Linked DNA regions of Homo sapiens: region 1 is linked to region 2. The links are chromatin loops, found by intact Hi-C in ENCODE. Cell type or tissue: heart left ventricle. All regions are shown on one strand. Each heading gives the region's core, and the rest is flanking DNA. Links, peaks and the distances in the headings are about the cores only. Region 1 holds the start of BPESC1 (blepharophimosis, epicanthus inversus and ptosis candidate 1). Region 2 holds the start of FOXL2 (forkhead box L2).

Region 1 (15,461 bases), core at 3,959-11,958, 160 kb after region 2:
CAGTGGACAAACCAGCCTTTTGAGGTTGCTGGGGGCCTGAATGAACCAGTCGTTTGAGTGCATCCCTGGGCTCTGCCGTGCAAGCAGAGCCATTTATTACCTAGTGAACCTGGTCTATATCTAGGACTACCCCATTGTCAAGGTAGCTTTGGACTTGGAGATGAAGTTCCCTGTGGAAAGCAGGCTGACCTGCCTACCTGCCATGAGCTTCCAGATCCCAACCCCAGCCTCTGGGACTTCCTTGTCTCCCAGCCCTGGTCGCTGTGCTGCCATCATCAGACTAACCTTCACTTCTTCCTTCAGACTGTGGGCTCCTTAGGGCACAGGCCAAGTTGTCGTCATCTTAGCATGGGGCCTGGAACTGGCCAGGTCATGTTTTTCCCGTGGATTGAATGATACTGAGCTCTGGCCTGTGTCCTGAAGATGCTTTATATTCCCAGTCTGGCCTCAGACTTGTTGAGGTTTCAACAGCCCCTCAGACATTCAGCAGCCCTGCCCTGACCCCTCTGGCCTCTCTGGTCCTAGAGTCAGCACTATCTGGCCCTCTGTTTCTCTAAGCCCAGGCCTTTCACAGGTTCTGCTTCTTCAGCCTGTGTGTAGCTGTCAAGGCTTCTCTGACCTCAACTGGCCCCATAGCCTTCTCCACTCTAACTTACTTGCTTTTCAAACCCCAATTCTCTAAGCCAGACTCTTCTTGGACCCTTAATTTTTTTACTAGCCACTTTTGGGCCAGTGTATACCCTGGTCCAATCAGCTGGGACTGGGCTGGTGAGGCCATGTGGCAGCCCAGGCAGCAGAGGATCTGTGCTGGCCAAGTCCCACAGAAGGGCATGGAGTGGGCAGGCTCAGTGATCTGCACCTCTAACCCACTGACAGCCCTCTGCACATGGACGTGGGACTGGGCTCCTTCACCAGCCTAGACTCTGTGGGAGTGGTACCCACATCTCATTTACATCTGGATCTTCAGTGCTTAGCACAGGGTCTGGAGCACAGCACATGAGTAGCCTGAAAACCATGGCAGTGATATAGATTGCTGCATGGTGGGCTGCAGATCCTCCAGCCAGCTCCTCGAAGACCCAGATTGCTGCCTGAAGCAGAAATGCCTGCTTTGACTGCGCCCACCTGACTGTAGGCCGTCAGGGGCCCAGCTCTGATCTGCGCAGCTTAGGCCTGGGCACTTTCTATAAGTGTCAAAGTGGCAGCTGTTGCTCAGGAAGGTCTCATTGCTTGAATATTTCAAAGCACTCAGAGCGTCTCCCAATTCCTCCCCTGCCTGTGACTGCACGTGCAGCACAGAGAGGGTAGACAAAAGACCTTCTGCCCATGGCCCCTGCTCACTTTAACAGGCAGCTTCTCTCACAGATCCTCCCCCTAGCCCCCTGGGAGTGCTACCCAGGGGCCACCTGCAGAGAGGGGAGGGGAATGCATCTGTGCTCCTAGAAGACAGTGTTTTTCCTGTCCCCTGGTCACCATCACACCAGCAGGGAGACCTTTTCAAGCACCTGCAGCTGCTCCTGGGTGGTGGTTACCTGACAGAGTCCCTCTGAGGTGGACCTGGGAAAACTGGAGATGTCATGGAAAGGCCTTTGGTACTGTACCTTCCTGATTCTTAGGATCTGCAGCTGGTGGTCCTCTGAGGGACTGAGGGTTAATTGCCATCCCCTCCAAGGAGATTTGGATGGAGAGGAATGGGATGGTGTAATGGAAAGGGTCAGAACAACCAACAACCAAGATTTGAACTGGGGCCCTGGGCAACTAGAGCACACCCCTCTCAGAGCCTCAGTTTCCTCCCCAAGATTATCTTGAGGACACAGAAGTGTTTTAAGTTTTGTAAGCCTGTGTCCTAAGGTGGAGTGGGGGTGGAGCACCCTGCACTCCTACAGTTCAGAGGTCAGTAAATTAGTCTGGGAAAAGGGGAGTGGGGCTCTCCTCTTGGGACAAGGGAGGGGCCCTCTCTGAGTCCCTTTAGTTAAACTGTGAACTCCCCTCAGAGCAGGTATGATCCGTTATGAGAGCCTGGTTGGAAGACCCAGGAGTGGCAGGACCCAGGATGGATCAGAGTGAGCTGTGGGGGCACACGCTGTGGGACTGGCCCCTGCTGGGTGAAAGACCCTCAGAGCTCTGGGTAGAACCTGCAAGCAAAAGGGTATCCCAGTGATGTAAATCAGACCAGTGTGCAAAAGTAGATATCATCAACGTGCATATTGAGCAACTACTGTGTGCATCTGGGGAGAATGTTGGTACACTGACAGGCTGTAAGCACATGTGAAAAGCTATGAACTGTATCAGATAGTTGGCGGGTGTGGGGATGTGCAGGAGGATTCCAAGGGGAGGGGTGGTATGTGGGTGGAAGGGGCCATAGCTTAGTGGTGCTCTGCAGAAGCTGATTTCGGTGGGGGAATCATGGAGGGGCAGAAAGAGTGTGCAAGGTCAGGAGGGTGCTTGCTGTGACCCAGGAACCAGATGTGGGGAGTTGGGTCAGGCCAGCAGCAGTGGGAAAGAGAAGGTGCGAGGAAGGAAAGGAATTTGAGAGGAGCAGGAAACCAGTCATGGTTGCCTGAGCAGAGGGAGCAAGGGTGAGGACCAAAAGGAAATTCCCACATGTTATGTCAGGTGCAGGGAGAGAGGTAGAGCTGACAGGACTAGGTATGCTGGCCCCCAAGTGAGAGGTGGGATTGGAGTTGCTGGGAGAGCTTGCTTATGGGCCAGAGGATGTCTGGCTCATCTCAGTACTGCTCATGGGGCGGAATGAATGCGAAGTCCCCCCAGATGGGGACACCATGTGGCAGAGTGGGACCACTCTGGCTTTGATGCAGTCTCGCCATACCTCTCTCAGCTGTGTGACTTCAGGAGCAATCCTTAACCTTTCTGAGCCTATATCAGCTATACCATCTCCCTCCACCTGACCTTGAGATGGCAATTACAGTGGCTGTAGTCCAGTTTATCAATAGAAAGGAGCCATGGCTGGACAGACGTGGGGACATGGGGCAGTCCCATTTCACAGGCTGGAAAACAGAGGCCCTAAAACAACACAGCTCCCTTACACAGCTGGCCTTTGGGGCTGCTTGGTCCTAGCTCTGGATCCTCCACAAGGATCCTCACACTGTGGTGCTGGAAGTGCCTGGTGGCCTTGTGGTGGCCGCTCCCACCTCCCTATCAGCTGTTAACCTACAAATGCCCTAGTAAGGAAAATATTTTCATTCTTTTATAACACCATTCTCAGGACTGCTTAATCATATTTTTCTTTGTCTTTGAAAACAAGCTCCTGTGTGGTTTTCTATTTTCTTGCTGCTCTTCTAAGGATATTCTAGAACTGAACCTTGCTGTCTGGCACTTCATGCCTTTTTAATTGCGTCACCATCCTCTGGCTACTTTAGATGGGGTTAGGGTGGGCAGGCGCTAAGCCCCTCCAAGTGCCTCACACCACACTTGACCTCACTTCTATTCTGGGACAAAGGTGTCACCTCATTTTGCAGAAGAAACTGATGTTCAGAGAGGTTAAGTATCCTGCTCAAGGTCACACAGCCTTTTTGATGAGAATTCAAGCCATTTTGATCTCCAAGCCAGGGATAAGTCTGTTAATAAACCCACTCTGCCCTGATCTCTGGCACCAGCCTGCTGTGGTGACCTCAAGCAAGTCCGTTAAAGTCTCTCTGCCCCACGTTCTCTGGGTGTGACAGCCTATTGTGAAAACAGGAGAATGAGGATAAGAGTGACTGTCAACTGGCTATGTGAGCCATTGGTCAGTTTTCTGAAGGGTCTGCTATATGCCCGCTGATGCTGTGGTCTCCCCAACCAGATTATTAGCATCCTCACACCCCTTGTATGACTTGACCCACAGAGGGGCTCATCAAAGATGTGCTTGTGTTGGATTCTTTTTGTTATTGTTATTGGATCTTGATATTATATGCTGAAGCCAAGTTGTGACTGATGGAAGAATCTGTAGAGGTGTTTGCTGAAAGCTAAGGGACTGCATGGGTGGGTGGGTGGGAAGGGGAGTTTCTTCACAGAAAGGAAGAAGAGGAACACGTTGCTGTGTGCTCGTGGCACGTGGCCTGTTGGGTCCTTTCGCAGTCCTTTGAAGCAGTTGCTTTTACTGTCCCCTGTTTTACAGAAGAGGAAACAGCCAAGGTGACTTAAGGGCAGAGCGCCAGCAGGTATGGAGCCTGAATTTAAATGCAGGTCTGCATACTGCAAGCACCTGGGTTCTCTCCACCCCTCCTCTGGACTCCCATTTGTTCTCTGTCAGTGACTGAGAAAGGGTGGGTGGGACTAGGAACTCAGCTTCCGGTCCATGACCACATCCATGGAATATGGGAGGAAGAGATCAAATCACAAATCTTGGGAGTGAGGGAGAGACACATCCTTGGGGCTACTCAAGCCCCCCATATCCTTTGCATACCTTCTTTATCCCTTTTCTACCCAGTGGATTTGGAGGGAGTGGGCTTGGGATACCATCAGACAACGAGAAACACGATTTGCAGGACTGTGTGGAGGTATCCAGGCCTGAGGGCCCTGCTCCAGAGCTCCCCTCCTCACTCTGTGGCTGGAACAAAATCTCTTCCTTGTGTGGCCTTGGCTTCCCTAGCAGGGATCCCAAAACATGGGATCTGGCCATGCTGCTCAGTCCTTGGGTTGATTTCTTTGAGCTCCAGCTTCTCTGAGCATCCCCTCTGCTGTCCCCACATCCTGATAGCCCCTCTGGGAGCTGGGGCCTGGCCTTTCTGCCCATTCTCAACAAACACTCTTGTCTGGAGACAGGCAGGACAATGGAGAGCTACCTTGTCCTGCTGCTGCCCCTGCCACCACAGCTGCTTATGTGTGACCGATGGGGTTGAGAGGGGCAAGAGTTCTGTGGAGAGAGTGGAGGGAAAGAGTTTTTTTTTTTTTTTTTTTTTTTTTTGCTATGCACAGTTCCTCCCAGCAACCTTCCCTCTCTGACCAATGGGGCCTCTAGGCTCTGCCCTTCACGTTGGGGTCTTCCCCCACCTCCGGCCCTTTGGTTTTGATATGGCTAGTGACCAGCACTGACCACCATCCCAAGCTGGGAAGAGCAATTGGTGAAGAGTGTGTGTACTATTTACTTTCTTCACCCTTGCCCCTTTATTCTCAAGGTCTTTTGATTGTGAAGCAAGGCCCGAGGCCTTGACTGGTGAGATTAGCCCGGGAGGTGGTGGCTCCCTCCTGCTCTCTGTGGTGAAAGCCAAGCACACTTTCCTAAAACCAGCGTCGGAAGCTGTGCTGTAGCCTGTAATTACTGACATGAAGGTCCCCACACAGAGTCTGGATGGAGGCTGCCCTGGAAGCAGCCCCGGGCTGGGAAAGGGCTGAGTGTCAACAGGCCTGTGTTTGAATCCAAGTCACCTGTGTTCTCTGACAGGTCACTCAGTTCCTCCGGCCACAGCTGCCCCTCTGTGAGATGACATAACACTGCTTACCTCTTGGTGTGGCTATGAGGATTGATTGGGCTGATGTGTAGAAAATATGTAATGCAGGGCTTGTCCTGGAGGTGATGTTAGGTAATGGTGAGGTGGATCTTCCCTGTGTGGTCCCTCCCTTCGTGTGCCCCTGCCCAGCCTCTTGGCACCTCCTGTTTACTCCCCGAGCCCCCAGATTCTCACCTTTGCCCAGAGCCACATTCGGGCTTGTCTTCCTCTTCCATGTCCCCGCATGCAGAATCCTCTCTTTCTTCTGCCAGGGTTCTTCCTCTCCAAGCCCTCCTCTGAACCAGCTATCCCTCTGGAATGCAGCTGACCAAACAAATTCCCACTAATGTAACTGGTAGTATCTTAGAGGTGAACTCTCCTGTGGGCATTTTATTTGTATCTTAGAAGAATTTTTGTTTTAAATCTTATTTTTCCCAACTGGCATATAGTAGGGTGCTCAATAAAGGTGGGTTGCCTGAATAAGTGAAAGAACCTAAGGAACAATGTCTAATGGTGGAATTTCAGTCATGTCTTCATGCTTTCAGCCTCTCTGCAAACATTTATTTTGTGTGCTAGATACTGGAGATATGTTGCTGGATAAAACAGCCACAGTCCTTGCCCTTTGGAACTTCCAGTATAGTGGGGACAATCAGTTAATAAGCAAACAAACACATTTCTATTTATAAATGGTGATAAAATTCCTTGGCTAAAAGAATATTGCAGAGTCTATGATACTGTATAACAGGGGCTTCTAATTAAATTTAGGGGATCCTGATGCCACTTAGCAGTGGGATTTCAGAGGACCTTTCAGAGGAGCTAAGGTAAGATGAGATGGAGGCAGAGTGGGGCAGGAAAGATGGCTTAGGGGCCTCTTTGGGCTTTGTGACACTCCCTCTCAGGCCAAGACCTCCAGCCTGTGCCCCGGGCTCTGCCCACATGGTGCCCCTGCCCTGGGAGCCCTCACAGTTTACTATGGGGTCCAGCACTGCAAGCTGCAGGGGCTAATGCCTAAACTCCTGGTGCAGTGGCATGCCCCACTGCAGGCCTCCCCGAGTCTCCAGGCTGCACATTTCACCCTGGCCTGCCTATGACCTGCCCAGCAGATGTCCATGGTGCTCCAGAGGAAGAATGGGTCGTCCTCCACCCACCCAGCGTCTTTTTAAGCACTTGTCATGTCCGGCTTTGATTGCTGTCCTAGATAGCCAGCTTCTAACCAGAGATCAAACCTCTTCGTTCATGCCAACGTGAACAGACATTAGACAACAGACCATTACTTGAAAATACATCTCTTCTCATCTTAGCATTTAGCCAGGGATCACTGGCAGAGTCTTTAAGGCTGTCTCTCCCGGCCCTGAGGGTCAGGCTGCTTGCCACCTCTGCAGCACTGTTCCTCTGCCCTTTAGGCTCTTTCTTCTCCTGCTCATCTGTCAGCCTGTGGCCATGTGACAGGCCATAGGAGATTTTCTAGCATTTTTCCTGTTCTTGTCTGTGCTGCCTGTAGGCTCCTCTTTATGGAAGCACCACCCAGATTGCTTCCCATCTTCCTCCCTCAAGCCTTTGCTAGTCATCACATCTAAGTGGGTAGGACCTGAGCTTTGAAGCCTGGGTTCTAATTAGAACTGGGTTCTAATCCTGTGTTGAGCACTCGCTAGCCTTGCAAGTGGTAAAACAGGGTAACCACATAATTTAGCATCTCAAGTAGAATCCTTTTGAGAGTGAATTTGACAGAGATAACAGGTATAAGCCAGTGCTGTCCTGGGCAGTGGGAATCTGCTCATCCTTCATTATGTACACAAAGGAGCAACAGCTTCCCCAGATAGGTTTTTTTGGGGGCAGGAGCTGGTTTGGTCTCATCTGGCTCATGGTTCCTTCCTAGTGTCCTGTGCTGGTCACTGGGGGCTATGAGCTGAGTGGGACTGGGCCCTTGCGCTCTTGTCCTTCGCTCCATGCAGTGGGGTCTGGCAGCGCCTGCCTAGGGCAGAGCAAGGTGGAGGAGGTGGGCTGAGAACCCAGCATGTGCGGCAGCCCCAGATGAGCTCCCAGGTGCCCCTTTCTGCTGATAGAGAAGGAGGTAGGAGGGACTGAGTGGAGGGGTGTGAGCTGGGTTAACAGATATGCCGCTTGAGTCTGGTTAAGGGAGACTGGTGCTGTAGCAAGAGACTGAGGCCCGGCAGATCCCAGAAGCTGGGGGGCTGCTGTGCCTGCCATGGGCCACTTCAGACCTTTGGCCTTTTCCTCTTGTAGGGGTCAGGTGAAAGCCAGACCAGCACTTTTTCCTGACATTAGGGGTCTGAACTGCTCCATCCCCCGCCTTCTAATGCAGTGGGGCTCCCTGGGTTTCCATCCTGGGCAGTGATATTCCCAAGGCCGAGGGCAGGCAGGGGGCTGGGCCCCAGTCTGGTTTCAACCTGCTCAGCATCTGGGGGCTGTGCCCAAGGCCCAGGGCTCACTCTGACCCCTACGTCTGGAAGCAGGGCAGAGCGAACCTGATCTCAGGGAGTTATCAATGGGAGAAGCAGCCACCCGAGATTGTGGGGGAGAGGGCAGTGGGACTAGCCGGCTTCTCCCAAGTCTTCAGTCGCTGTGAAAGCCTTCAGCCTGGGCCAGGAGGGGAGGTTCAGCACTCCTCCAGCAGCCCAGCCTGCTCTCTCTGCCAGGTGGCATTTAGATCTGAAGATAACCCTCAAGGGACTCTCAGTGATGGAGACACACCAGGGAGTGAAGTTGGGAGGATGAAATTTTACTTATTCCTGCTCCTCTCCAAGGGCAAGCCTTGTCCCACAGTGGCTGTTGCTGAACACACTGTGTCATCCCCATCTCCATGTCTTAGCAGTGGCCGGATACCATTTGCCTTAAATACGTTCCCTTTTCTGCCCATCAGTCAAGGCCCAACTCTAGGCCTGTCTTTCTGGGAGCTCTTTATGCCTTTCCCAGCCCAAAGCCTTTTTCTGCTTGGAATTCCTCCTGGAATGTGTGTCCAAATGATACAGCATTCGGGCCCATGGCTTGTGCACATCCCTTGCCATTCCATGAGGGTGTAGTTTCCATAGCCCCACAGGAGCCTCCCACAGCACCAAGATCCATACCCACAGCAGTGAGCAGGGACCAGACCCAGTGCTGACTGTGGCATATGGGAAGCCCCAGGATTAGAGGGGTCATGGGCAGAGCTGTGGGCTGGGCACATCCTCAAATGGGACCTCTCAGAGGTGCCTGTGCAACCTCAGGCCCCGTGCTTGGAGGGGCCAGATTGTTTTTATTCTGTTCAGCATTTGTCACTTGACCAGTTGGCTTATGGGGTTGGTAGCAAACACAGCCCCATCCTACCCAGTGCACTGAGGAATGAACCCACCCTGTCCCAGTTCTCCAGAGGGGCCATTTGTCCTCCTGGACCTGTGCTTGCAGTGCCTCTATTGTGGTATCAGTGGCATCAAGTTGGCCAGCTGCTCTGCCCTTGAGAAAAGGGTCAGATCACAGGGGTGAAGAGCAACCTTGGAGAGTGATGCTCTGGCTTTAGAGTTCAGGGTTTCTTGGTATAATTAAAGGAAATTAGTTTGCTCTGTATGGGTCAAATATAGGCATATTCTCATGATTGTCATGTTTCTTTCTCCCAGCATTTATCAGCTGCCGCTTATTCATTGCCTTGATTTTCTTCAAAAGACAACTATAATCATTCAAAAATTCCAAGTTGGGTCCAAAATGTCAAAGGTAGGTATTGGACTCTGCCATGTGCCAGGTCATATGCCTGAGTCTGTGTCCTTCAACAGGCTGTCCTTATGATGTTCAGCAGGGCTACAGCCAGGATGCAAATGAGCTCCCGGAGCTCCTCATCTAAGAGTGTGAGGAGTGCTAGGTGGAGGAGCTGCTCTTAGCGGGGCAGCCCAAGCATTTCTTAGCATAAGCACTTCTGGGCCACCTGGAGCTTAGACCATCTGTGTCCTGGTCTCTAGCCCCTCTCTTGCCACGGAAATGGTCTCCTGTACAGAGTGCTTCAAGTGTGAGGCAAGCAAGGAACCCTAGCCTGATCCATTCGGAGCACGACCTGCTCTCCAGGCCTCACTTTATATGACAGATGGTGGTGATGGACATGTTCATTTGAAAGGCCAGGGGGCATGGTGATTTTATTCTGCCTATATCTGCCATTATTTCTCCTGGGAATACCCCCAGAGTATGCCTACTTTCAATGCTAACACACCGCAGACTGATTAGAGGAATATTGTTGACTGCTTTTGGAAAAGAGGAAGAAAAGCACATTCCAGAGGATACATACCTCTCTTGATATCAAAGTTTTTCCTGTGAAGGTTACCTTGGTTAGATTTTGGTTGGAGAGTTGAAGACATTTCAGTCTACAATGTTGTAAAAGGCTTTAAAAAATCCTCTTGTGGTATGTTTCCAATTTAACACTGAAAAAATATTTCTATTGTGCCATATATAGTGTAACTTAAAACCTAATAAAAGCTCCAAATTAGGGTTGAGCAGAATGGTTTGAATTAAGTTCAGGTAGAGGCAAGGACACTGTATCTGTAGGCTGGGGCTGCTGGCTCTCAGGCCAAAAGGCAGGTTCACACTGGGAGACTGGATCTGCCAAGTCTAGAGAGGAATTGTCTCTTCTGCCAGATTCTGATGCTCTTGGCCCTTGGCCCACAGGACTTTGATGCTGTTGGCACCTGCCCCCGGCGCAGGAAGGGCCTGGCTGTTGCTGTTCATGTCATCTTGGTTGCTTTGCAGGTTTCTCACTGGGGCCGACTTTATTAGATTTGCTGGTTACGTTTTCACTTTCAGGAGGTGTCTTTCAGCTTTTGCCTAGCCACGAAGCTTCCTTTTGAGAAGCTGCTTGTGTTCTGGGCCCCCACCCATGCAGCGAATGAATGAGCGTTGAAGTTGAGTTTGGACGTGGTTGCTTCAGTATCCAGCGGTCCTTCCCTAGCAACACAGGCCATTTAGGAGCACCACCTAAGGCTTCTTCCCCTTCCTACAGGTATGAAGAATGGGCAGGGTTTCATTTCCTCTGCAAGCAGGCAGCGTGGCTGGACACTGTATTCTGGAGCCTGGGGTGTCATCATCCTCAGGCTGCAGAATCAGCAACACTGTTCCATCTCCTCCTGTTCAGCCACAGCAGCCTCCTGGCTTCCAGGGCCTCCTTGTCCCTTGGCTTCCTTACAGAAGCCCTCTGTGTACAGCTAGTCTCCCAGACCCCTGGGAAAAGTCTCCTTTGCTGAGGAGGGATTAGTAATGCTCTTCCTCCTCTTAAAGTCCTCTGCCATGATCAGTGATAGTATTTCTGCTCTGTTACACTGGCTGGAAACATTTGAACCTGAAAGCATTAAGTTCTTTTTTTCCTTTTTTTTTTTTGAGATAGGATCTCACTCTGTCACCCAGGCTGGAGTGCAGTGGCACGATCTCAACTCACTGCAACCTCCACTTCCTGGGCTCAAGTGATTCTCCCACCTCACCCTCCTAAGTAGCTGGAAATACAGGTGTGCATCACCATGCCCAGCTTGAATTTTTTTTGTAGAGATGAGGTTTTGCCATGTTGCCCAGGCTGGTCTCAAGCTCCTGAGCTCAAAGTGATCCTCCTGCCTTGGCCTTCCAAAGTGCTGGGATTACAGGTGTGAGCCACTGCGCCCAGCCTGAAAGCATTAAGCTCTGACAGATCTTCCCATAGTCTCTAAAAGGCAAGGAGGGGTTCTCCTGCTTGGGATCCTATGTTGTATTTAATTATTTAAAAGGATGTGGTCTTACCCCACCCATGTAAGAGGGATGGGGCAGAGTTCCCAGTGTTGAGGGAGAGGGACTGTCTGGGTTTTCCATCCCCTGTAGGGTTGAGAACTATCCTGGCCTCTAGCAAATAGCCTTCCTGACCATCTTAGAGCTGTGAACCTCCTTGGTGCTGCTGGGATTTTTCAGGCATCACAGCCAGAGACCTTCTGGAAAAGGCTGTTTAATCTTCACAGCAACCTAGTCACAAAGACATTCTCCCATTTCACAGAAGAGTAAACTGAGGTTCGGATGTAGGAAACTACAAAACTGGGGAATAGCTGAGCTAGAATCTGGCTAGAGTCCTCCCCATGTTTCCTGGAAATGTGTGACTGAGTCAGAGACCATATGCTGGGGTAGAAGGGGCTGTAGCAGGACCCCAGGGGGCCAGAATTTCACAGGGCTGAAGGCAGAGAGCAGGGATTTGGGGATGTGTTGTAGATAGAGGGATGGTGGTGGTTGGGCCAGTTAGCCTTGTGTACAGGTGCGAATTGAGGGGGGCAGTGAGACATCCCAAGGTAGACAGAGTCTCCCGTTATTGCTTATTTTGTATTTTTCTTCACAAGAAGCAGCCACAACTTTCACATCTCTGGATCTTAAGACCATCTCCCTGGGGCTCGCGGAGGAAACCTGTGAGGGCAGGACAGACCCCGGCTCCCACTAGATGGCACTGTTGCAGGACGTTTTCACCCCGGAGCTCTTCTCCGGGTGTGTGTGTGTGTGCACGCGTGAATACCTGAGCTGGACAGAGAGCGTGGGTGTGGTGTGCGTGTGTGTGTTGGGCAGCCCTGGGGTGGGTCTGGCAATGCCCTGGCCCACACTTTGTGCCTCCACTTCTCTGGAATTTTTCCTTAGGACAGAAGTTTCTGCTTCTGAGACATCTTCCAAGGCTTCTGTGGGTCCTGGGTTGTGGGCACCAGATGCCAGGGAGTTATGGAGTGACCAGGACAGGTCCAGCTTGCCTGATGGTCCAGACATCTGTGGGAGACGAGTGAGTCCTGAAATCCAGCCTCAGAGACACTGCAGAGCCCCAGCAGGCCCCACACCTGGGTGGGGCAGTATTGGAGGATCCTGATGAGGACAAGCTTTTAGGGTCTTGAATGTTTCTAATACAAATAGTTGTATTTATTTGTACTGGTTGATTGGTAGTAGCTACTGGAGTGCTCTGTAGAGAAAGCTTCTGAGGCTGGGTCTGTCTTAGAAGGAAAGAATGCTGTTGTCAACCAGTGATGTCTGCCAGAGGCTTGGGACAAGAGTAACACCCATGATATAGATTTCTTCCTTATGTAAGTGATAACTTATATATGAGGATGAACCAGTATGTCAGAGAATCCTAGATATTTAGGACGTTAGAAATTATCCAACTCTATCCAACTCACTCATTTATTTCATAACTGGAGACATTGAAGCACAAATAGGCAAAATGAGTTGCCCAAGCCCACCTGGGTAGTAGCAGAGAGAAGAGTAGAAGGCAGGTTCTTGACCACCTTCTGGACACACCCTGCCTGTGTCCTTCTGGACACACCCTGCCTCTCCAGTTGGTCCAGTTCCATGTTCAGACAATGTCCTAAATACCAGATTAACTTATTTTATCTGTTGTTTGGGAGTCTTTACACATGGTTGCCAAGAGAAAGCCTCAAGTGAAGAACTGTTTGTGTTTTTATTGTGTCCCCAGAAGATTCTGGCTAGGGCAGATTTGTAAGGCTGAAGCTTGGAGAATAAATCTTAAGAGAGAAGAAAGGAAAGAAACTGGGCTCTGGATATTTGGGAGAATACAAGAACAGAGACATGGAATAGATGTGGTTAAGGGTGGCAGCTCCAGTTAAGTCCAAAGAAGCAGGCTGAGCAGACCAGGAAGGTCTGGGTTAGAGGTAAGGAAGCCTTTCCTGAGGGTGCAGGGAGCTGCCTCTGGCATGGGCGGCCTCACAATCCCTTCTGCACAAGTGGACCCAGTGGGAACCTGCAGAGCCCTGCTGAGTAGAGGAGTTCTTAGGAGTTGGAGCCAGGAGCTGCAGGTTCCAGCTCATCTCACACAAAGTGTGTCATGGGCTGTGCCTGTGCTTCACTTTCCTTCCTGGTGCATGGGGTTAGCCACCTGCTACTGCATGATGCAGTGAGAGTCAAAGGAGATAACGGTGGTCAGTCTGTGTGGGAACAAAGAGTTGATTTAAAAGCAAGCATGGAGACTTCTCCTGAGGCCTCTGTGAAGCGAACCGTAAGCCCTGTTTAACAGTCTTTTTGTTTATAGATTGGACAGTGTGGACATGGGTGTGTACCATAAGAGGGAATAACATTGAATTACTGGAACTGTCCTGTTGGGAGTAGCGATGAGCTGCGTTAGGCACTCTATCTCCTTTCATTCTTCTAATAATCCAGTGACACATATAGTATTATTATCCCCATTTTCCAGAAGAAAAAGCTAAGGCTCAGAGAAGTCAAGTTGCATGTCCAAGAATATGCACTCAGTAGGTGGCAGAGCACTTACCCCACCTGCCTGCCGTCAGGGAGGCTGCCATCTGTAAATTAGTCTGAGGGAGGACTGGCATGAGGTCACCTTGTCCAGGACCTTGTACCCATTTCCAACTGTATGTATCATCTGGACTTACCACAGGTGTCTGTGGGTGAATAAAGACCTAAAGTTTACTTCTGGGTGGGTATCATCTGTGTGTGTTTATGCACCCATGCACCTTAGGAAAGGGTGGCCAAGGTAGAATCCAGAACAGGGAGAGAAATTGTATTAGGGCTCTCCAGAACAATAGCGTCAATAGAATGTGTGTGTGTGTGTGTGTGTGTGTGTCACACACAGTGATGTGCTGCGTAATGATGTTTCAGTCAATGGTGGACTGCATATAGGATGCTGGTCCCATAAGATTATAACGGAGGTGAAAGATTCCTATTGCCTAGTGATGCTGTAGCCATCATAATGTCGAAGCACAATGCATTACTTGTGTGTCTGTGGTGACACTGGCATAAACAAATTATATAATATATACAAATTATATATTATATATGAAATTTATATATAATATATAATATATATAATATATTTAATTATATTTAAATATATAATTTATATATAATATATAAAACAAATTATATAATATATAAAAATATATATTATAGTATATTATATATTATACAATATAATATATTATATATAATATATAATATATTATAATATATAAATATATAATATATTATATATTATATTATAATATACATTATAATATATATAATATAAATTATATATAATATAAATATATATAATATATATTTATATTTATATATTTTATTTATTTTTTTAAAAAATATATATATTTATATATATTTAAATATAAATATATAATTTTTGTATATTTATATTTATATATTTATATTTATATATAATATATAATTTATATAATATACATAATTTATATAATATATATAATATATTATATAAATAATATATAAATATATAATAAATATATAATATATATTTATATATTATATATTATATATTTTAATATTTTTTTATATTTTATATATAAAAATATTATATTTTTATGTATATTTAAATATAAATATATAATTTTTATATATTTATATTTATATATTTATATTTATATATAATATATAATTTATATAATATATAATTTATATAATATATAATTTATATAATATATATGTAATTTATATTTCTATAATATATAAATATAATATATTTATATATAATTTATATATATAATATACATAATATAATATATTAATATATTATATTATGTATATTATATATATGAATTATATATAATATAATATATTAATATATTATATATATTATAGATATAATATATATAATATAAATTATATAATACATATAATGTATATAATTTATATATATAAATATATATAAATTATATATTACATATAATTTATATATAATATATTATATATTATATATATTATATTATAATTATATAATTATATATTTTATAATATATATATTATATTTATATTTTATATAATATATTATATAATATATATTATAGAAATTAAAAAATATATGTATTTTAATATATATATTAAATATATAAAAAATATAAAATATATATTTATAATATATATATTTTATATATTTATATATTTATTAAATATATATAAATATATATTAAATATAAAAATATATAAAATAAAAAATATATATATTTATAATATATATAATATAATATATATAATAATTATATATAATAATTATATATAATAATTATATATAATATAATATATTATATATATTGTATATAA
Region 2 (14,214 bases), core at 57-8,056:
GCCTGTCGCTGCTCTCCCCTCTCCTTCCCCTTCCCCTAGGGAGCGGCCGGCGGGAGTGGAGCTCAGCCTCTGGCCATGGGGAGTCCGCCCAACAGAGAGGGGCTCCGGCCTCGCCGCCCCTCCCCGCTCAGGCCAGTCCCCGCCTTGGTGGGTTTTCTTTTCTGCGCTCTTCCCCTCCCCCCGCCCCCCGGTTTCCCGAAGCACGACCCGCGTCTCTGGCGGAGCTGCCTCCTGGAGTCCCTAGTGCGCCAGGAGCCTCGCTCTGTTCTGATTCGTATGGGCTCCACCGAGTTCCGCTTGCGTCAGGCGCCTTCGCCCCTATAGCGGGGCGGCCAGCCGCGCACGGGCGAGTTCATCTCCAAGTCACTTTTTGTAAACGCCCCGCACAGCCTGGACCGGCCTGCCCCCGCCCAGCGAGCCTCAGGGGCCCAGCCGACAGCCAGGCTCACGCGCCCTTGAAATCTGCCGGTACTCGCTCTGCGGGCTGGGCTGGGAGATGACGAGGACCCCGGTGGGGTCTGCCCGCACCCGGCCAAAGCCCAGGAAGCTCGGGCCCCAGCGAGGAAAGGCGCTCCAAGCCTCCTCGCGGCTTTCAGGTGAAAGAAAACGACTCCTTTGCTCTGCCGTTTGCTGCCGTCTTGAGGCTGAACTTCTAGCTCGGGGCTGGGGAGGGGCGAGACGGCGAGGGGGCTGGACGGGGTAGGGTGGGGAGAGCTGCTCTGAGGCTTTGGGAAAGTCAGCCCAGAAACGGGTGTGACTGTACGAAGAAGCCTCGGCCTGGCCTGTCCCTCGCGCTCTCAGAGTGACTGGGCTGGAATGGGGCAGGGGAGAGGATCTCTGGAAATAGTCGTCAGGGGCGCCGCCTGAATCACCTCTGCCTCTCCCTGCGTTACCAGTGGATCTAGGAACCAGGAATCCGTGTACTAATCCTACGGGGTTGGAGTGAAGGTTGGATGTGTGCTTTAACAGCACCAAGTAGATGCCCCTCAGCTATTGCACTAACACAGGCGGGGCTGTTGCCCGGGACTTTGCGGGACTGTGTATGTGTGTGCACAGGGGTCACATATGGAAGTCATGGAGAGGAGCTGTCCTTGAGATGGGTGAGATACCAGGTGCATGTGTGCTGCTCAGAAACACAGGTATGCACATGTACAAGGTGTGAGATTTGTATTTACGAGGTAAAACACACTTATACTGATAGTTATGTAATATGTTCATCAAGTATTAGAGTAAATGTAGCTGGTGGATATAGCATCTTCTCTTTTTCTCCTTTCTTACTTCTTTCCTTCCCCCCTTTCTTCCTTTCTTTCACAATTCTTCGATGCCTCTTTCCCTCCCAGTGTATGTATTTTGCCACAGACTGGGAAGACAAACATCAGGCTGAGGGAGGGACTTGTTCAAATCTCTCTCCTGATGAGACATTTGTTCTGATCTTTCTCCAAAGAATCAGGAGTTAGTTGTCACCTACCTTAAGCAGAATTCTGATGGGAATCCAATTATTTCAGCATGTACAGAGATTGTTTCAGGGAAAATCAGGTGTGCCTTTTAACAGTGTGCTCCTTAACAGTGCCTTTTAACTTGGCCTAAACAAAAAGTCTGCAGTCATAAAGTATGAGAGAGATGGCCAGTGTTTTGAATCCTCAAGCCCCAAACTCCTTGGTGCTGAGGAGGGGGGCAAGGCCACCTTATGGAGGAAGGTGGACTGAATGGATGTCATATAGCTGTGCATTAGTGATTGGCATGTCTGGAGTGGCTGACTCAATGCCTGTCACTGCCTCTTCCTCCCAGGCTGTTTAGACTCTGAGGGTTCTCCTGAAGCCCAAGGAGCCTTCAGCGGCCTGTGGTTCCAGCATCCACAGGCCATCTACAAGTGTTGTCTGCTGCTCACTCAGGCCTCTGATCTGCATTCTGAGATGAAAGGGAGGGAGGACAAGGGTGGTAGGGCTCTTTGGAATTCAGCATCTTGAAGATGACACCAGAGAGGTCAGCAGGGCAGCCCTTGCCTGGTCACAAGGATGAGAGGGAGCAAGGCTATCCCCAAAGTAGCTTGGTTTTTTTTATGGGCGGTCTCCCACTGCACCCAACAGACATGGGGGAAGCAGCACTTCCGCAGAATCCCTGCTGCTGCTTTCTGAGCAGGAGTGCAGATGTTTTTCTTCTTCCTTACCCCCATCCTTGCCCAAGCTTTGGGTGGGAGTGGTGAGTCCGGTTTGGGGCTGCTGCAGATTGGCCTCAGTGCCTATCCTCCCCCAGCCAGGGCCTGGGCAGGGGGAAAAACAGCTGGGTCTGGCCCCATCCTGGTGGGGGCTCCTCTCTCCTTTTCTCTCCTTTTTTTTTTTCTTGACCACCCAGGCTGGCTCTCTGCGTCTCTCTGTCTTTCTTTCTTCTTCTCACAGGCATTTCCGCTGCTCAGCCCTGCAGCAGCCAGGTGTAACAGCATTGTTGTGTGTGTCATCACTTCCCTGAATTCCACACTCGGCTCCCTTTTCAGCCTTTAAAGAGCCTGTGTGTGTATGCATGTGCGTGTGTGTGTGTGTGTGTGTGTGTGTAGGGGTTGGGGGCAAATGAAGGAGTTCCTCTGAAGGATTTTCAGAATAGAAAGGAGTTCTGCTCTGAAAATACTGATTTCTGACTGTCCCGTAGAGGAACAGAATCCCCAGCCCTGGTGAAGAAGAGGATGCCTGATGCGTGCACCCTGGGAAGGGCTGGAATCGGTCTCCCCAAGATGTGCCTTCACATGGCTGTCCGGCATTCGAAGGCTCAGAAAACAGGCAAGAAAATGCGGGCGGGAAAGCTGGCAGAATGATTACTTTCAGGTCCCCTCCAGGCTTCTGCGGAAAAGCCAGGGGCTTCGGGCTGGAGATAGAGGAATCTAGGGAGAGAACAGAATCCTCTCCTTGCCGGCCCAGCCAGAGGTGGGTGAACCGGGCGCTCCAGGAAACGGTGCGGGGCGCCCTGATTTACTTCTCAACCTTCGGAGGTAGGCTGGTTGCTGGCGAGGTCGGGATCCTCTCTGAACAGGGCATACTGTGCCTAGGTTTTGTGGACGCCAGGGCCGGTTCCTTTTCTCCCCGCGGCATTGGGGCGACGCAGGGCCCCCGGCTTAGTGACCTTGGGGCGGCGCTCACCTCCAAAGGCCAGGGTGGTGGGCTGGGCAGAACTCACTGCCTCTTTGCCCCAGTTTTCCAGGGTCCCGCAGCTGCAATTCAGCAGCCACCGGCGCCTCCTGACCGTGGTCCCACCGTAGCGCCGCCTGCGGATACGGTTCCAGTGAACCGCCGATTGAGCGCAGTCTCAGCTCCCGCGCCTCCTCGCAGCCTGGCCCCGCGCCTCGGAGGTCCCGACAGCCGGCGCGAGCAATCTACACGGCTCTGATACAGACGCTTTTCTCCCCAGGGCCGGGAATCCTGCAACAGCGGCAGAAGCCGCCCGCGCCTCGGGCTTCCGGCGGCCCAGCTCTACTAGGGAAGCGTCGCGGCTGCTCTGAGGCAGGCAGCGCTTCGCTAGAACCACTCAGCTCGTCCCGCGCCGCCGCCGGCTGCCTGAACCAGGTTCCGCTGTCCCCTTTCCTAGCGGGACCCCGAAACACCCGGCGGCTTCCCGCTCCTGAGCGGGAGAGAATAGAGCTTGCTGCAACCCTCTGCTTGGAGGGATGGCCTCTGCGGTGCTTGGCTAGCAAAGGGAAGCTTCACTGTGTCTATTAGTACATCCCCATACACTCCACGCCTCAACAACTGTCAGCACTCACTCCCTCCCGGCCCCTCACAGGGCCCTTTGCACCCACACCTCAGGGACTCGGTGTCCCTCCACTCAGGTCACGTTACTCCATCCACTTCTCTCTCCTTCTCCCTCTGTCAACTCCAAATCCCCTCTAGTTCTCCCTCCCCTCCTACTTCTCTCACACTCACCAGCTACACGTACTAATTCAGATTTTGCACATGTTGGTGGAAAACATGTCAAGCCAATGTGCAGACCCTAAGGCTTTTCACACGCTGCTCACTTTCGCATCTCACGGTGCAGAAGGACCAATGGGCTCCAGGTTTACAAGCCTGACTCCGAGAAGCCTGTTGATTCTCTGATGTCCTTGGCCTGTGATTCGGGTGACTGGGCTGCCACCTGGGTGTTTTCATGATGGGACTGCCGCACAGACCACAGAGAAGCTCAGGTACTGAGCACGTTCCAGATACACTTTAACATGCACAGGCCACTCACACAGGCTTTATCTCTGTCTCGAAACTCTGCTGAGTTTGCTGCTCAGACCAACAAGGTGCAGCAGCAGACACCCACATAGCACCAGGTCTGAAGCCAGTGGGTATTAGTCTGCCTGGTTGGGATTAGCAAAGTCAGTTACTCACATATGTGCTTGGGAGAGAATAGGGGAGTGGAGAGAGAGAGAGAGATATTGAGGAAGAGGAAAGAGAAGCGACCTCCTACTCTGGGAAGAACTCACACATGAGAGCTGTTTCCTGTTGTTAAGTGTCTCACTGAGCTCCCCTCTTTCTCCCCCAGGAAGGGCTTGAGAGGCAGTAGACCAGAGCTCTGGGCTCCTCTTTACCTTGCTGATGTTGGGGTATGAGTCCTCCAACACCATTTTGTCCCAAGGAGTATGTGCCCCATCGTCAATCAGGCAGAATGCAGGGCAGTTGTCGGCCTTTTTCATGGTGGAGGCCAACTGGGAAAAAGGCAGAAGGGTCTGGGTCCTGGGCCAAGTGAGGCCCTCTTCCCTCCAAAGACCCGTGGGATGCTCTCAGAGGCGGATTCTAGGGTGGTGGGAGCTGCTGACAAGTTTCCTCTGATATCCCTCATGACATCTATGGCCCAAAGCCATTTTGTTCAGCTCTGAACAGTGAGTGCCTTGCCAGTAGGCCTCAGGCTTGCTGGGGAACATGATGTGTTCTTAAAAGTTGCCTTGTTGCCTTTCTCCACACCCAGACTGTAAGCGCTGATGGGCAGAGACTCTGCCCTCCACTTCTCACTCAGTGCTCCCCACCAGGATGGGCTTAATGCCTTTTAATAGAATTAGAAAATGGTTCTGCTGGACAGAATTGGGAAATGCCACTTTCCTTATAATGAAGTTATAATGAAGTTAGAATTTCCAAGAAAGGGACTGTAGCTGAGGAAAAGCGGTTTGATCATTGACAGCCAGCTCAGGATCTGAGAGTTCTTTGCCATTTGGGGTTATTATAGCTGCATGGCCATGGTGCTGAACCTTAGGCAAGGGCAAGGACACCTCCCTAGTTCCCAGTCATGGTGAGGACCTGTCTGAAACATTCAAACTAGACTTTACTGGAAACAGAGAAGTCTCTGCATTCAGGGCAGCTGGCTTGCAAGGTAAGGCCTGCAGTCTCCACCCGCACGCTAACCCATGAGGGGATGCCAGAGAGAGCCCTTCCCCCTTGGTCCTCATTCCTGGCTCAATTTTCTCCCACAAAGCGGGCACTTTCTAAAGATGATAGGCAACTGCCATGGAGGAAGGCAGTTTTAGATGCCTAGCTGGCACAAAGTCCAGAGGAAGGGAGGGAGAAGGGCTGAGTTTTGTATTACTGTTCTACCTTTGGAGATTTTCCTCATGCCAAGATAGGGTGTGTGTGTGTGTGTGTGTGTATGTGTGTGTGTATGTGTGCACTATAACTTTATGAAACACTTTTTTTTTTTTTGAGACAGGGTCTCACTCTGTTGCCCAAGCTGGAGTGCAGTGGTGCAATCTTGGCTTACCGCAGTCTCCACCTCCCAGGCTCAAGTGATCCTCCCATCTCAGCCTCAGCCTCCCAAGTAGCTGGGACTATGGGTGTGAGCCAACACACTCAGCTAATTTTTTTTTTTTTTTTTTGGTATTTTTGGTAGAGACAGGGTTTTACCATGTGGGCCCAACTGGTCTTGAGCTCCTGAGCTCAGGGTGATTTGCCTGCTTCAACTTCCCAAAGTGTTGGGATTACAGGTGTGAGCCACCATGCCCAGTCAGTTTTTTATTTTTTATTTAAACAGTTTTGGGGGAACAGGTGGTTTTTGCTTACATGGATAAGTTCTTTAATGGTAATTTCTGAGATTTTGGTGCACTTGTCACCCGAGCATTGTACACGGTACCCAGTGTGTAATCTTTTATCCCTCATCCCCCTCCTACGCTTCCCCCCCCGAGTCCCCATTATATAATTCTTTTTTTCTTCTTTTTGAGACAGAGTCTCACTCTGTTGCCCAGGCTGGAGTGCAGTGGCATGAACTTGGCTTACTGCAGCCTCCTGAGTTCAAGTGATTCTCCTGCCTGAACCTCCTGTGTAGCTGGGACTACAGGCATGCACCACCATGCCCAGCTAATTTTTGTATTTTTTGTAGAGATGGGGTTTCACCATGTTGGCCAGGCTAGTCTTGAACTCCTAACCTCAAGTGATCTGCCTATTTTGGCCTCCCAAAGTGTTGGGATTACAGGCGTGCGCCACTGCGCCTGGTCCATTATGTCATTCTTATGCCTTTGCATCTTCATAGCTTAGCTCCCACTTATAAATGAAAACACAGGATATTTGGTTTTCCATACTTGAGTTACTTCACTTAGTATAATGGTCTCCAGCTCCATCCAGGTTGCTGTGAATGCCATTATTTTGTTCCTTTTTATGGCTGAGTAGTATTCCATGGTGTATATATATCACATTTTCTTTATCCACTCATTGGTTGATGGGCATTTAGCCTTGTTCCATATTTTTGTATGCAGTATAACTTACAGATGGTAAACAATATACAGCTTGATGTATTCTGACATGTAATGCAGTATGTAACCACCACCTGGATCAAGATATGGAGCATTTCTGGCACTTCAGAAGGTTCCTTCATATCTTTTTCCAATCAATATTGCCTCAAAAGGGAAACCATATTTGGATTTCTATCACCATAAATAACCTTTGCCTGCCTTGAGCCTCGTATAAATGGAGCATATAGCATGTATGCCTTTATGTCTAGTTTTTTCTGTGCAACATATTTTTAATATTCACTGGTCTTGTTGCATGTGTCAGACATTTATTTCTTTTTATTGCTGTGTAATATTCTAGTATTTGCTTATCCATCCATATGTTGAGGGACATTTGTTTCCAGTTTTTGGATATCATAAATAAAGCTGCTGTGCACATTGTTGTACATGTCTTTTTGTGAAGGGTATTTTACTACTCTTGAGTGAACTGTAGGAGTAGGCATATATTTAGTTTCAATAGATTCAGTCAAACAGTTTCCAAAGTGATAAAACCAAATACAGTGATATACAGATAGACAGACATACTTTAACAGGGCCTTTCCCTTATAGATAGCATTCTCTAAAAACCACTATTTAGCTGCACTTGTTATTACTGTTGTTATAAATGGAAAAAACAGCTTTTTTGTTTTTTGGTTTTTGTTGCACAAGGTCTCACTCTGTCACCCAGGCTGGAGTGCAGTGGCGTGATCGTGGCTCACTGCAGCCTTGACCTCCTGGGCTCCGCCTCCTGAATAGCTGGGACTACAGGTGCTCACTGCCGTACCCAACTAATTTATGTATTTTTTGTAGAGATAGGGTTTCGCTGTGTTGCCCAGGCTGGTCTCGAACTCCTGGGTTCAGACAGTCCTCCCATCTCAGCCTCCCAAAATACTGGGATTACAGGCATGAGCTACCACACCTGGCCAAAAAAATAGCCATCCTTTATTAAGCAGTTATTTTGTGCCAGGAACATTACATGCATTATCTCATTTCATTTTTATGAGAAACCTAAGGGATTGGTACTATTCCCATTTTACACTTGAGGAACCTGAGGCTCAGAGAGGGTGAGTAACTTGCCAAAGGCCCCTGGCTGATAAGTGACCACTTGACTGTGGGCTCTGAATTTCACTTCCGTACATGTACCTCTGTTTGTTCCCGTGAGGTCAGGAAGTTCTCCCTTCCATCTGAGCAAATCTAGCTGCCGGGTAAGAGACTCATTTCCTATCAACCTGTAGTCCTCTCTGCATACCTTCTCACACCTAGATTTGAGATCTGTGTACACACCCATATGCACACAGTTTCTCTCCCACAGCCACGCACACTCACTGTGAAGAAGAAGAGGATGGGGGCCAATTTAGTGAAGACTTCAGAGCTTGCCAAGTCCCGGGCTCAGCAACCTAATGGGATCCCTCTCGGAATTTGCAGAAGATTGGACTAAGATTGGACTAGGGACCAGCCTGTTTCTGGATGCTACAGAGGATAATTCAGAGGCTTTCCTTCCCTGGAAAGAGATGGGAATTTGGTCCTCCTCCCAGCATGCTGAGCCAAGCCCATGGTGGGCTTCAGAGGCTGATGCCTAGGGCATCCCTCTGCAAGGTTTGTCGACAGATGTTGCAGTTTGCCTTGGAAGGTGGTGAGTGGGGAGGATGAGTGTGGTCTGAGCAGGGAGAGAGCAGGAAGTCTGGGGAACTGCCCCTCTAGGCACAGTGCTTGACTAGGCCCTGCATGGAGTGGGCACTGCAGGAGGGAGAACCAGCAGCCTCCTCCTCGGGGCCATAGGTTACCAAATTTCCAAGTCTCCAAGCCCCTAAGCTTGACTGAGAGGAGTGTTGCTACTCTGTGGGTAGAGGCCATATGTGGGTTTTCTATGCTTTGCAGGTGGCCCCTCCTCAGGCCCCTTTCTAGACTAATTGAGGTCTTGCTGGGCTCTGGGTTTGTAATTGGGGGTAATTGCTGACAGGCTGTTGGGGTGGTACAAGCAGGTTTTTGTTGGGGAAGCAGTAGTCAGGATTTGGGGGCTTTGGGTGGGGACAGTCCAGGATCCCGATGTTCCCTATTCCAGGAAGCTCTTGTCCCTGGCCGTTTGCTTGGAGGCAGTACTCCTGAGGACCAGGGACTCATAGCATATCTGAACAGGAAGGGACCTCCTCGTGCAGGTGCTGGGAACTCAGATCCAGAGGCACACGGAAGGAGGTAGTGCAGCTGCAGCAGAGGTCCTGATGCCTGGCACTGTCATCTATGCACACCGCTGACAGGCTGAGAGGCACTGCCGTTGGGTGGCTAACAGACCTCTGTTCCAATTCCTACTGATATCAGCCTTGGAAATGATGGACGCTCGCCTTGCTTCAGAGTTTTAAATTTTTTAAAATCATTTTTTGAGTAGGCAATGTATTCACATGGACCAAAATTTAAAAATATAGAAGGCTTGCAGTGAAAAGTTTCTCTCCCACTTCTGTCCCCCAAGTCACCCTTCTCACAGGCAGCCAGTGACCCTGGTTTCACATATATCCTTCCAGACATAGTTTATGCACATACAAGCATACCCACATACATTCTTCTGCACTCCCTCAATTTTTGCCTATGGCAGCATTGAATGCACAGTGTTCTGCACCTTAGATCTTTCCACATCAATGCATTCTCTTTTTAGAGCTGCATGCTATCTATGTTGTTTCTGATCCTTTGCTTTTACAAGCAATACAGTACTGTATAAACTTGCATATATCTCATTTTGTAGGTATGTATATATATATTTATAAAAAGATTTCTGAAAGTGTAAGATTGGGTAATGGATATATGCACCTATAACTTTGATAGATTATGCCAAATTCCTTATAGATTGAGCCAGAATACACTCTTGCCAACAGTGTGTGGCATTCCTGTTTCCTCATAGCCACACTAACACAAATCTTTTTTTTTTTTTTTTTTGAGATGGAGTCTCACTCTGTCACCAAGCTGGAGTGTAGTGGTGCGATCTTGGCTCACTACAACCTCTGACTCCCTAGTTCAAATGATTCTCCTGCCTCAGCTTCCCGAGTAGCTGGGATTACAGCCACATGCCACCATACCCAGCTAATTTTTTTTTTTTTTTTGAGACGGAGTCTCGGTCTGTGGCCCAGGCTGAAGTTCAATCTCGGCTCACTGGAAGCTCCGCCTCTCAGGTTCACGCCATTCTCCTGCCTCAGCCTCCCGAGTAGCTGGGACTACAGGCGCCCACCACCAGCCCGGCTAATTTTTTGTATTTTTTTAGTAGAGACGGGGTTTCACCATGTTAGCCAGGATGGTCTTGATCTCCTGACCTCATGATCCGCCCACCTCAGCCTCCCAAAGTGCTGGGATTACAGGCATGAGCCAGTGCGCTTGGCTGACTTACAATGCACTCCAGCCTGGGCGACAGAGCGAGACTCCATCTCAAAAAAAAAAAAAAAAAAGAAAGAAAGAAATCTTACAGATATAATTGAGGACCCTGGCTTCTTCGATTCCTCTCTGTCCTTTTCCCTCTTGAGGTGATCACCATGGTAAATTTGGTGCTTAAGATTCCCATACCTGTTTTTGCACTTGTACTATGTGTGTGTACCCATTCTTAGGCAATACTTCATATAGTTTTGTATTTCCTAACTTTATATAAATGGTATCCTGCTGTTGCAGAAAGACACGTGCTTGCTTTTTCATTCAACCTATGTTTGTGAAAAAGTTCCTGGTTGCCACACAAACACAAGCTCCATTCATTTTCCCTGTGTTGCACCATTCCATTGTATGAATACATCGTGGTTTATTTATCCATGTTCCTGTTAAGAGACATCGGGTTATTTCCTATTCTTTACTATTACCAATAGTCTTGCTATGGATATTCTTAGGCATGTCTGCTAGTGCTCATGTGCTACAGTTTACCAAGAAGTGGGGCCGCTGGATGAAAGGTCACAGGGATTTTCAACTTCACCAGTTACTGTTGAGCAGAGCCTCATCTTCTACATCTGTGAAAAAGAGAGTGATGCCTATACCTCAGGGAGTCCATGCCCATAAGTGGGATGGTGGAGTGGGAACAAAGGTGGGCTCAGGTTTCAGCAGGTCTCAACTTAAATCCTGGCTCTGTGATTTATTTGCTATGTGACTTTGGGCCCAATATCCAGCCTTTCTTTGCCTCATTTCCCTCATCTGCAAAATGGTGATGATAGTATCTATGTTGCAGGGTTCCTGAGAGATAAATGAGATATTGTATGAAAAGATTTAGTATAGGGTCTGGGACAGAGGAAACACAAAAAGACCCTAACAATGATTAGTAATGTATTCATAGTATTAATATTATGAATATGTTAATTTGTTCTTATTAACATTGTTATATTGTACCTTTGATCTCTTTTTAACCTGTTATTGTGGCACATTTTGAACTTACAAAATGGGAGAGAGAATAGTACACTGAACCCCCATCCACTTCCTTCTATAGCCCCATCCATTTCCTCACCCCTCCCCCACTGGATTATTTTGAAGCCAGGCACAGACATCATATCTATTACTTCATTTGTAAATAGTTTACATTCCTAAAATATAAATACTTAAAAAAACCCCAAAACTACTGTAGCTATCATATTATCATCATACCTAAAAACAGAGTGATTTTTTAGTGTAGTGAATCCTCAGCTCATGGTATTCAATGCTCACATTTTCTCAACTGTCTCAAAGAGATTTTACAGTTGGTTTGCTTGAATCAATATGCAAACAAGATCTATACTATACACGACATTTGGTTAATATGTCTCGTGTCACTTTTAATCTATAGATATCTCTCATTGTTTTCTTTTTTTCCTTCTTGCAATATATCTTTTAAAGACACTGGGCCACTTGTCCTATAGAGTTTCTCACAACCTGGATTTTGCTGACCGCATCCCTGTGACATCCTTTAACATGCTCCTCTGTCCTCTTTATTTCCTGTACATTGGTAGATCTAGAAGCTTGGTTAGATTCAAGTTTGCTGTTCTGGCAAGAACACTTCCTAGATAGTGTTGTGTAGTTCCATCAGAACACTAGTGCCTGGGTTGTTTGTATTTTGATTTTTAACAGTCATTGATGATCACCACCTAGAGCCATTATTCATTAGGGTTTGCAAAACAGTGATATTTTAATTCTAGCATTCCATCTTCAGGAATTAACAAAACTCTTCCATAAAGGAAAATTTTTCCTTATCAACCATTTGATTGCCCTTAGGTCGGGCCCATGAAGGACAGGCAGGATGAATGATGGATTCTTCTTATATCTGATGATAATGATGATGGAACTCCAGGGGTCATTTAGGAAATAGCTGAATTTGTGGGCTCTTAAACGATATTAGGCAATGTCTTCCACCCAGAAGAAGAAAAGAAGAAAAGAAAGAATGAATGACAAAGCACCAACTCCCCACCACGTCATTTGTTTCTTCATACATTTGTTGAACCCCTTTTCTGTGCAATGACTGTTATGGGTGGGGAAGTAGAGCGGAGCAATGCATGATTTCTGCCCACAGGAAGCCCCAGGTGACAGGTACAAGCCTCTCCACAACTCTCTCAGCCCAAGGCACAGGTGCTACAGGAGGGAAGAGGAAGAAAGGAGGGATTTCAAGCTGGGCAATATGGGAAGGCCTTGTTGGTAAGGGCCAAGTCTCCTAGGAGAGGCCACAGTAGGGCTGAGCTGGCCACCATGCCATTGCAGGTGCTGGGGACCAGAGGATAGACTGTCATTGCTTTAATCAAGGGAAAATTTCAGCTGCTTACCTGACAGGTGCCCAGGTATGTGCCAAGTGCTCTGGCAAGCATAAGAAAAAATATAGGGTAGTTTCTGCCCTTGAAGAGTTTTCTTTAGTCTGGTTTGGAAGAAAACACACATATGGCCCACAGAGATCATTAAGCATTGGCTGTAATTTAACAAATATTCCTTAAGTGTTTACTGTAGCCAGAAGCAGGGCTCTGAAGGGGAGTTGGGCCTGGCCCCTACCCTCAGCAGGCCATTTGGTCATCTCAGCATATCCACGTTCTGGGTGCTCTGTCCCTGCACACCCCTCTTTTCACACTGAACCAGGTGCAGCCTTGGCCATGTGGGCCTTCAGGTTGCCCCACTGGGCATGGTGAAGGGGAGTTGCCCATTAGTGTCTTCTCAGCTGCTTGCTGTGCATCCTTCAAGTCTGCTCAAGGGTCGCCTCCTCTTAGAGGACTTGGAGGTCTTCTTGGCCCAATCCTATATATCAGTAGGCTGGGCTTGGTGTTTGAGCTCCTATGGCACCTTGTCTGTGCTTGCTTTTTTTTTTTTTTTTGAGACAGAGTCTAGCTCTCTTGCCCAGGCTGGAGTGCAGTGGCATGATCTCGGCTCACTGCAACCTCCCCCTCCCGGGTTCAAGCGATTCTCCTGCTTCAGCCTCTTGAGTAGCTGGGATTACAGGTGCCGGCCACCACACCCAGCTAATTTTGTGCTTGCTTTTATCTCAGCAGATATTACTTTATGCTGTAATTTATTTGTTAATTTGTCTATCTCCCGCCACTAGACAGAACTCCCTGAGAGCAGGGCTGTGTTCTGATTCATTTTGGTTTAAGTAGTGCCTGGTGTGTAATACCTCTGACAGAAAATGTTTGTTGAGCGAATGCCGGGGACTTCTCATTTAGAGCTTCTTTCTTTTAGATCAAGATTTAGTCTGGTAAGGGATTAGATATGCAATTATTATTAGTTATTGTGGAAACTTGGGGTGGGGAAGAATCTAGGACAAATGTTAGGGGTCCTCGTATGTGTTCATGGATAGTGAGGCAGTAGCATGAAGAGGCGGGAAATTCAGGATGGGAGAGGGCTGCAGGACAAAGACTGCGGGCAGTCCGGCCGGGTTCCTGGGTGGAGGAAGGAAGGCACGTTTCCCGGTGTTGTTCCAGGCCTGACGGGTGTTCAGGGTGTAGGACTCAGGGTGTAGGACGAGCGTGGCGCGTCCCTCCGGACCGGAAGCGGGGCTCACCCCAGCGACGGGGGGCTTCCTCACTTTCGTACCGCGCTCCTTCCCCGCAGAGGCCCGCCGGAAGCGGCAGCCGGCGATGGGGACCAGGGCCCGGGACAGGCGGGTGATGTCTTTCCTGGAGGCAGCGATGCAGGAAGCCCGCGGGGAGCCCCGGCTTCGCCGCTCGGGGTTCAGGTGCACGGGCACAGACGCGCAAGCCCAGAGCAGCTCCTGAGAGCTGGGGTCCTGCACACTGGTCACCTCGCCTTCCTCCTGTCTTCCTGATGCCCGATGGCTCTCCCACGCTGCAAGCTCCCATTGTCACTTTCAGCCAAGTCCTGGCCAAGTCCAGTAAAACCAAATGTTTTACTGATATTTCTCCATTTTTCCTGCCTGGAAGGGGACTTCTTTTTCTTTTTTCTTTTTTGAGACAGGGTCTCCCTCTGTTGCCCAGGCTGGCGTGCAGTTGTGTGATCATGGCTCACCGCAGCCTTGGCCTCCTGGGCTCAGGTGATCCTCTGACCCCAGCCTCAGCTTCCGGGATAGTTGAGACTACAGG

The links. A loop is a pair of places that touch in the nucleus more often than their neighbours do. Peaks named below come from ENCODE experiments on the same cell type or tissue, not always from the same donor. Only the 100,000 strongest peaks of a DNase experiment are listed, where the experiment ranks them.
Region 1: it touches region 2 in a loop (4-fold over the local background); 8 of 110 quality-filtered maps call a loop at or near these places.

Annotation. Positions count from the first base shown.
Region 1 is chr3:139,100,175-139,115,635 of GRCh38, forward strand. BPESC1 (blepharophimosis, epicanthus inversus and ptosis candidate 1) reads left to right here and starts at 4,011. Exons shown (of 3, transcript NR_026783.3): 1 at 4,011-6,247; 2 at 9,038-9,131. In heart left ventricle, for the core only: a CTCF peak has its summit at 11,836 (motif pointing right); a DNase peak (open chromatin) is centred at 11,847; H3K27me3 peaks cover 762 bases.
Region 2 is chr3:138,946,869-138,961,082 of GRCh38, forward strand. FOXL2 (forkhead box L2) reads right to left here and starts at 269. Exons shown (of 1, transcript NM_023067.4): 1 at 1-269. FOXL2NB (FOXL2 neighbor) reads left to right here and starts at 349. Exons shown (of 3, transcript NM_001040061.3): 1 at 349-596; 2 at 2,652-2,771; 3 at 3,397-7,122. The coding sequence starts at 497. The coding sequence ends at 3,704. RefSeq lists a silencer at 285-513. In heart left ventricle, for the core only: no CTCF peak of the experiment used is centred there; DNase peaks (open chromatin) are centred at 403 and 3,444; H3K4me3 peaks cover 1,356 bases; H3K27me3 peaks cover 6,731 bases.